2 separate regions of the Mus musculus genome follow, and region 1 is linked to region 2. Evidence: chromatin contacts called from ENCODE Hi-C or POLR2A ChIA-PET data. All regions are on one chromosome and are shown on one strand. The core of a region is the stretch at or near the end of the contact, and the rest is flanking DNA. Distances in the headings are between cores, read along the strand shown.

What was found. Hi-C counts contacts between places; a loop is a spot of excess contacts on that map. ChIA-PET counts read pairs that join two places held with the same protein, here RNA polymerase II (POLR2A).
Region 1: POLR2A ChIA-PET joins it to region 2 with 36 read pairs in embryonic stem cell. The contact joins the enhancer-like site here to the promoter of Wdr61 in region 2. A Hi-C loop is called at or near these places in 4 of 37 maps with a recorded cell type or tissue (ES-E14, T-helper 17 cell, mouse embryonic stem cell and 1 more). POLR2A ChIA-PET finds 5 or more read pairs at or near these places in 4 of 5 experiments (Patski and embryonic stem cell).

What each region holds. Positions count from the first base shown.
Region 1 is chr9:54,802,565-54,806,908 of GRCm38, reverse strand. No RefSeq gene overlaps it. Among named protein-coding and RNA genes, the nearest start is that of Crabp1, 40 kb to the right of the region's middle. Within about 2 kb of position 2,453, at least 1 of the 3 ENCODE cell types and tissues checked has a DNase peak (open chromatin) inside an H3K27ac peak, as active enhancers do.
Region 2 is chr9:54,733,171-54,738,141 of GRCm38, reverse strand. Wdr61 (WD repeat domain 61) reads left to right here and starts at 3,593. Exons shown (of 11, transcript NM_023191.3): 1 at 3,593-3,667.

The DNA of each region.
Region 1 (4,344 bases), core at 1,204-3,703, 70 kb before region 2:
TGTGGCCTTGCTGGAGGAGGAAGTGTGTAACTGAAGGGGCGGGCTTTGAGATCTCATATGCTCAAGCTACACCCAGTGTGGCTCACTAAGGCAGGGGCACACGACAGGATGTGGAAAAGTACTTAGCAAAAGTACTCTACTGAGTGGTGCACAGGGTATGATATACACTGGTATACGGGGACTCTGTGGTCATCCAACCAAGCCTCAGTGCCCACCAAGGGCATCAGATGGTTCAGCTCTTCGGACAAGAACTGAGTAGACAGGGTTCTAGGTGGCTCTAACTTGACTGAGGATAGCAGGGGTCAGTGACAGTACCACGGATAGGAAACCTGAGAACCAGACCTGGCTGACGCCCTAGCCCTTGTGATCCCAGTCAACTCACCTACTCTCTGCCTCAGTGCAGAGGGAAGCCCATCCTTGTGTGAGCTTGTGGAGTTGCTACGGTAAACTCTGAGCCTCCCTGAATAATTGCCCTCTCCCCTGATATCCAAAGCCAAGACTCAATCCCAGTAGGGCCCTCCTTCTGCACTCCTCTCAGTGAGAATCTCTAAGGCACCCTTCTGCCCTGAGCTGGTACAAAGTCCTGGTGCCTGGTCGTGCCACACAAGAAAGCAGCAGAAAGCCACAGGGTTTGGCTGTGGTCACTCCCCAGTGGGCCTAGAGTCACTGTCCCTGACTATGTCAGCTCCTTATGTGAAATCCAAACTAAAAGTCCCACTGCTGTTTGTCCCTGTAGTATGCTCCGTGCCTGGGCTCATCACCTCCTGAGGCCTCGGCCTCTCTGGGCTCTGGGTGAAGCATCTGGATTCAGTAGAACCCTCTCATGTGGTAGGGAGCATGACAGAAAGATGGCTCACTTGGGAAGATCTGTTTTGCAACTGTTAATTAGGAAGAGGCTTGACACCTCATTCTCCCTTCCTGCTGTTTTTCCTTCCAGTAAGGCAAACCGGATGCCTCCTGTGAACCCAGGAGGTTGTGAGCTGACTGGGTTATACTCTGTAGCTCAGGTTGGCTTCAAATTTCTGATCTTCCTGCTTCTAACACCCGAGTGTTGGAGTAACAAACACAAGTGCCAATCCCTAGCTTGGCTCTCAACATATATGTTCTCTAACATAGAAACAACCACATATGAAACACGTTCTGTCCAGAGTTTTGATGGGGGCAGGAACTGTGTGAGCTTTGGTTAAAAGGAAAGACAGCTCTCAACCCAGAGTACCAACAAAGATTTCCTGGGGAAGTCTAGAAGCCATACTGGGAAGGGTGAAAGGGGTTCCACCATGACAGGAAAGAAAGGGGTTAGGGGTGCTGGAAACATGTGGAGCCCATGGCAAAGCTGACGACCTGATTCTGTCCACAGAAACTAGAGGTGGAAGGAGAGAACTGACTCCTGAAAGTTGTCCTCTGACCTCCACATGTGTGCCACAGCGCGCGCACACACACACACACACACACACACACACACACACACACACACACAAACAAACAAAATGTGAAGAAAGATCCAGGATATTTGGGTGCACATTTGTAATCTCAGCTCTTGGGAAGCTGAGACAAGAGGACTTCCTTGAGATTGAAGTAATGTGCTAAGTTCAACTCTATCTCAAAAACTAGGAAAGCCAGAGAGAGAGAGAGAGAGAGAGAGAGAGAGAGAGAGAGAGAGAGAGAGAAAGAAAGAGAGATTACCTTCGTCTACTGAATAGCTGTGTGTTCTTGGCTAAGGCATCTAACCTCTCTGTGCTTTAGTGCTTTATGGATACAGTGGGAAGGAGACAGGAAGCTCCTGGGAAATCCTTTCCCCATCTCCTTCCCTTCCTTTCATTCATGACCAATTGCCAGAATCAAATCCTTCCAGAAGGGGAAGACAATAAACGTAGGTAGGACGTATGGTCATAAATGCTTTGGAGAATCTGGTGAGGAAGAGAAGAAAGAATGCGGAGGGGGCTGGAAAACAATCTCAAATAATTTGGTCAGGGGAGGCCTCACTGGTCAGATGGCAATTGATCAACTGCTTGAAGCTCTGTGGCTATCTAGCAGGAGAAATATCCTCTGAGCCCAAGGAAAAGTGTGTGCAATGGCCCTGGGGTAATTACAAGCGTCTAAGGTCCAGCAAGACGGCAGTATGGATAGAATGAAGTAAATCTCCACAGAAATTGCTTCCAAAGATATAATCCAACTGTCAAGGAATTCCCAGCCAGTGTGTAATCAGAGATAACGGGAACCATTTTTACTCCTGGTGTTAGCAGCTGGCAGAGTGTCTGAGGTGACCAGTGTATCTGGAGGCTGTGCTTGGCTGGGCCAGTTGGCTGTGTATGACACAGTGACTGCAAGGATCCCAGAAGCTTCCAGAAGCTTCTCCTTTGACGCACAGGCCTTACAGCTCAATCTGAGCTCAGTGGGTGTGACACGGAGCTGTACGCTCTGCAGTCACAGCTTTCTGGCACTAACACAGCCACCAGCCATGTGCTGAGTCCTCGGTAAGGGTTGTAATTCAGTACTTGACAAAGCAGCTGACATCTTAGTTTTGACCTCCAACAATCCCTCTGCCTTGGCTCTCCCCTGAGTCTACCAGCCCAAAGATTATCCCCTTACAGCTTGAGTGGAGGAATGGCACAGCAAAGCCCCTGGAGTCTTGGGTGCACTGGTTGAGGTGAGGGTGAGTGGGAGTGGGCTCTCAGTTCCTCGGAGAGAAAAGTTATTGGCTGGGAGGTAGGAAAGGAGACTGGGAGCTATGAAGTCCAGGCCAGTGGCAGGAGGTCAGCCAAGCCTTATCCAAGCTCCTTTGGTACAGCTTGATAGTGCCACCTTTGTGTCCTATGTGATCAAGAATGACATGGTGTGGCCCCTGTGTCCTGGGGCCTCAGAAAGACAAGTCACTGGTTTGCGGAAAGGACCTGTGCTGCTGCTGGGTGGAGGAGAGAATCTTTATGGTATATAACACTGCTTCATGTGTGTGTGTGTGTGTGAATGTATATGAGTGTGTGTGTGAGAGAGAATGTGTGTGTGATATGTTTGTGAGAGAGTGTGTGCATGTATGTGTATGTATGTATGTGAGAGTGTGTTTGTGTGTGAATGTGTATGTGTGAGAGAATGTGTGTGTGATATGTGTGTGAATGTGTGTGTGTGTGTATATGTATGTGAGAGTGTGTTTGTTTGTGTGTGAATGTGTGTGCGCGCATGGGTGTCTGTGTATGTGTGTTGGCTAGTGGAGGACATCAGGTGTCCTTCTCTATCACTCTCTACTTTATTCCCTCGAGACTGGGTCTCTCACTGAACCCAGAACTGGCTGATTAGCTCTGTTGGCAGGCAGCAAGTTGCAGATGTCTCTGGCTCTGCCCTTTGCAGTGCTGGGGCCACAGGCATGTGCAGCCACATCCTGGCTTTTTAGGTTTTTTTTTTTCTGGGGATTCAGGCACTTACTTATATAGTAAGTGCTCTTACTCACTGGGCCATCTCCCAGGCCTAGTGAGAAGCACGGCTGGGTATGCAGTCACCCCATGCCCATTTCCTTCACAGCCCTTCCAGGAGTTCAGCACAATTCAGGAAGACATCAGATTAACCAATATCACATTCCTCCCACCTCCCAGAATGGGGACACCCCTCCCCCCCGAAACTGAGTCCATTTAGGATTATTGACAAGTGTGTAGACTTAGATTCTCCCAACAGGATGATTGCTCAATACTAAAGAATTAGTGCCATTGTTCCCTCTTTAGTCACTACTGTGAGGTCACCAAACTGCCACACCCAGACAGAACAAAGATGTGCAGGAATGGCTAAAAGGGGGTTCCACCTCCCTTAGCCTGAGGCTGGACACTCCCCTCTGACCCCTCCAAGGCTCCTTGGATTGGCTGCCGATCAATCACCCCACTCCTCCATCCTGCTAGGCCTGCCAGTCTAGCCTCATCTGGAAAGAATAAAAGCAGAAAAGACAAGACCATGGTCCCCCTAATGCAAACCATTTGTGCAGTCAGCAGCAAATGGATGTGATTCACAGAGATGTGGCAGGAAAAAGGCAGATTGGGCTCATTCTCCCCTGGGCATCCTTAAACTTTCTGGAAGCTGGTTCTCGGCTGCTCTCCATTCCTCGCAGCTGGACTGTGTATACATTGAGAGGTTGGTGGTTTGTAGAAATTCCAACTGGATAAGTTAGACACTGCCTTAATTTCTTATAGGCCATGGCCCAAGATGCAATAATAGACCTGACACACCCAAGAATATTGACAAGAAACTCAATAGTTATCCCGTTGGGTGAATCATAAGCTCCTTGAGGTTGGAAGCATATATAATTGGCTTGGCATTTATCATCCAGCACACAGTTTTAGCTTCACCCCTTTCTAGGCTCTCTTC
Region 2 (4,971 bases), core at 2,344-4,843:
CATACATCTCTCCTCTCTTACCAACAGAGTGTGAATATGCCTGACCTTACCCCTCTCACATCTAAAGTCACCATGTTTCATCAGTGACAACAGTAATACCAGCCCATCTCCAGGGACTACCTGTCCACTCTAGACCTTGTGTAGAAAAATCCTCTTGGGCCAGCAAGATGGTTATGCAAGCAAAGATGCCTGGCATCTCTGAACTCAATCTCCAGGACCCACATAGTGGAAGGAGAGACCTAGCTTTTACAAGTTGTCCTATGTATCTCTTCTCGACTAGTAAGAGTGATAAGATTTCAGGTCATCTCAAGAACCTGATACAATGCCTGTTCTTCCCCGTCCTCATTGAAGAGCTGGGGCCGCCCCCAATCAGTCTTATGCCCTCCTCCTTTAACTGTTATATCTTTCAAATTAAAGCTTTTGTCCGAGAGTTTATGCTTTAGACTTGGTTTTTATTTCTACAACCACGGAGACAAAGTTCTCTTACAGGTGCTATCCTCAGCTATAAAAGAAACAATGGCGGGGGCTGGTGAAATGGCTCAGTGGGTAAGAGCACCCGACTGCTCTTTCAAAGGTCTGAAGTTCAAATCCCAGCAACCACATGGTGGCTCACAACCATCTGTAACATGATCTGAGGCCCTCTTCTGAAGTGTCTGAAGACAGCTACAGTGTACTTACATATAATAAATAAATAAATCTAAAAAAAAGAAAAAAAAGAAAAAAGAAACAATGGCCTGTATTTTATATGTTCTTTGTGCCAGACACTAGTCTGAGCCTCTCACATACACAGCAACCTTCTTTTAGTTTTGATGGTAAGGGTTGGTCTTTGGTTTTGAGAACAAGATCTTGTATAGCCCAGGCTGTCCTTGAACTTGCTATGTAGACAAGGATGACTCTGGCCTCCTAATGTTCCTGCCTCCACCCCTAGGGTGCCAGGCACTACCAGCATGCAGGACTACCATGCTGTGGATATTTTTAAAAATTCTTATATCAGCCCCAGTGAGAAATTTCTATTACAATCCCTATTTTAGAGATGTCACCATAAGGAAATAAAACTTAACTATCTTAGAATAAACACAGGCATTTTGGCTTAGAGCTTAAGTCCTTATGTGCCCCATATGGAAACAGAAGGGGCCCAAGTTCCATCCCTAGGGGTGTGGAGGAGTAAAGGAGGGGCTGCCTAGAGGGATATATCCACAGAAGGCAAGAGGCATTATGGGAAATGCTTCAGCCTACAGACTATGGTGTGTGTTTGTATGTGTTAATGTTTGTATGTGTGTGCACATGTGTGTGTAGGTGTATGTGTGTGTAGGGGTATGTAGGTGTGTGTGTGAGAGAGAGAGAGAGAAGAGAAGAGAAGAGAAGAGAAGAGAAGAGAAGAGAAGAGAAGAGAAGAGAAGAGAAGGTCAGCTATGGGGCAAAGGAACAAACATTAGAAAAGTGGGCTGGAGTCCCTGTTCTGAGGCTTTACAACAAAGGGTTTTAAAGAGGACCACAGTCAGAGGACCTCGAGCGCCCTCTGCAGGACATATGTAACACACCTCCCCTCGCCCCCACTCTAGTTTCCCTCTTTCACTTGCTGAGTAGAAGATAGTGCTCTGCTATTGGACTGCTGATTTAGGTCTTCTCTGGGAAGTCACTTACATATATCCAACTTTTTGACGGAGTAGTGGCAATCCTTTCTGCTGGGCACATGGCGACCTCCCTGTCCTTGTAGGTGTAGACTGAGGCTGTAACTCCGTGGTGAGCCTGTAAGAGGGAGTCAGGTGTGGCAGACATGAGCCTGAAATGCTTCTACACACACGTGACTCTGGGCTGCGTGGTGACACTGCTGTTCTGTGTCACTCTGCTTGCTTCGTCCTGTCTCTGGGTTTGCTCTGTCCAAGCTCGTTGGAAAAGCAGTAAGCCATTTTTTAGGAAGAACCAGAATCCTGGGGCCATGGCCTTCCAAAGAAGGACTGGGTATACTTTCAGAGCCTTTCAGGACAGGGCACACAGCTCTGTCACACCCGCTGTCTTCAGTTTTGCTTGATTTTATTGTGAAATCTTTTCATTGTCTTTTGACCTGCAAGATCACAACTCTTCCTACAGATGTCTCAGTGATGCACAGTTACTCTGTCTCCCAGATTTGCTCTATAACACACATAGAGGAGATCTAGGAACTTTGATAGAAAAATAATTATATTTTTATTTCTCTTAACTTCTAGCAGAAAGGTGATGTTTTTCTTGATCACATATGTGCACAATAAACCAGGAGGCATTAACAGTAATTGACTTGGTCACTAAATCAAACCACAGTATTGTTCCTATTTTATTACAACCACTGAAGATAATTCAAAGCATTGTGTATGTGTATTGATACTTTGAAATCACAGACGGTATTAGATCTGTTGAGCTCAGGTAGGTGTGTTATTATTTTGCATATTTATGGCTATTTTGATGGAATTATTTCCCTTTAATCCTATGTGGATATTGATCCATTTATAAATATTATTCTGAGGCAGGACTCATAGTCTTGATTGCATGTCAAAGACATTCATTGTACATAAGAGGCCTGTTATTCTTGCTTCACAGTAGACCATGCTAATGACCTCATGTGCTTGGTGCTCTGACAGTAGAGAGGTGAAAGGTAGGGGTTTAATATAGTCTTTGAACAAGCATATCTGGAGTTCACATCATAATTATTCAGTCACTGAAGAGCACACGAATAATTCAATGTCCAAATTCTACTGGAATTCTCTCAGTTCTCTGTTTGGCATCTTGAAACAGCACTCTGAGGTATTTTTCGGCTTTGAGTTTGAACGACAGAGTTATAGCCAGGCCTGGTAGTGCAGGCCTGTCACTCTAGAGATACTGGAGACTGAAGCAATAGAAGCAGGAATCCAAGGACTGCCTATGCTACAGAGTTACAGAGTAAGTTATAGGCCAGCCTAGGCAATTTATTGAGAACTTGTTTCTAAATAAATAAATAGATGGCTGGGATGTAGGCCAGCAGGAGCATGCTTGCCTAGCATAGGCAACATCCTGGGTTTGAATTTATGCGCTATTAAAAAAAAATATATAGGGAATGGCTCAGCAGATAAAAGTGGCCGCCTTCAAGCCTGATGACTTGGGTTCCATTCCTGGGCTCCACGTGACAGAGACAACTAAGACACTCAAGTTGTCTTCTGACCTCCATTTCTACACCATGACATGTGTGCACACTCCCATACGTGCACACAACTTTTAACAATATTAAAATGTGGCACTTTAAAAATTACAGAGCTAGGTTGTTTTAGAAAACCTTTATTGTAATGATTTTCGAGCTTTTTGCTGTGGGAGATGGGGGGCGAGGCTGGGCTGGAAAGGAGAAGGAAAGAAAAAGAGGACGAAGAAAAAGCGGGGAAAAAAAAAAAAAGAAAGAAAAAAAAACAGAAGAAAAAACGAACCCGGGAAGTCATCAGAGAAGCTTTCTGAAGCCTGTTAGCAGCAGGCTGCCCTAGGTACTCCCCGCCCACTCTCCCTGGCTCCACCCTCACCCCAACCCCGCACGCCAAGGCAGCAGGGGGGCGCTCTGCCGGTCCCGCCCGCATCCCAGGAGAGGCCCCGCCCCTTCGTTAGCTCATCCACGAGCGCCACGGTCGTGCTCCACTGACGTCAGGCGTGCTGTGCGGCTGGCTGTACGGTGGTGAGTTGGTGTGCTGGGCAGAGTTGGGGAATGGTGGTCTTTGGTGCTGTTGCCTACTAGGGCGAGAGGGCGACTGAACCGGGAGAGTTGGAGGCCACCACAGCAGGTTTGTTCACGGAGGCTCCAGGAGTCCAAGGGTGGCTTTCGTGACTCTATTTAACTTGGCTAGTCCGCGAGGCACGAGTCCCAAGGGCAGACAGAAGGCCCATAGGTGGACTAATTTTGCTCCCAGATAATGTTTTGTGCATCCCGGAAATGAGGGTTGGCTTCTTTGCGGGGTGGGGAGGGGAGTAGTTTCCCCTTAGATAGAGGACTCTGGGGAGGGGAGTAGTTTCCCCTTAGATAGAGGACTCTCTTAATACCAGTCCTATAGTAGTTAGCCACGCTGTTAGGTAGCAAGCTTCACGTCATTGAACACTAAGCAGAGAGTGAGTTCCTTTTATTTCAAGTACCATGTGGTATGGTGCGTTACAGACGTGCCTGAGAAACTTTCATAGACGCATGGGTTAGTCTCTGGGAAGCCTGAAGAAGGACCTTTAAATCCAGCCCCGATAACTGGAAATTTTCCTAAAGAGAGAGATGGCATAGAGGCCTCTTGGGATTCTCTTGGTTCTGAAATTACCTGTCATGAGACATGTCTTAGTAGTAGGAACTGTGTATTTACCTACGCTTCCGTCAGCTGCTCTAAGCCTCTCTCTTCTAGCCAGAAGAACGGAGCTAGTAAGAGTGCCTACTAAACGGCGTTAAGGAAGGTTCAGTGAGCTAATCTGTATAATAGTTAAAATAGGATCTGATGCAGTACGTCCTCAAAGGTTCAGCCTGATGGAACTGCACACCCTATTTTGAGGGTAGCTTTTTAAAAGTTGACTCCCTATAAACCTTCTTACTTGTAAAATTGTCGTTTTTCTCTATTGCCAAGTGTGAGGTTCGTATGGGCAGAGAGGAGGCAGTATCACTAAGAGGGCTGGTCTTCATGCAGTTTGTGTCTCAACTTGTTTGAGCCAAATTGTCAGGAGAGCTTTCTAGTCTGGGCAAGGTCCTGTTCTTGAGTCACAAATCAGTAACAGTCACAAGTCAGCACACCTGATTAAGATCTCTTAGGCCAGGACTATTTAGAAATCATGTGTCTGTCTGAGTTTCTGTTCTTGGTAAACATTTGTTAGTCTTTGGTTTGCATATTTGAAGCAGGTAGCATGAGCCCAGATGTCTGAGCTGTATGTACGGCCTGTTAAGTGAGGATGGAACTGAGGGGCTGTGAACATGGATTAGAAGACAATTCACACTCTTATATTTGTTAATTTCTA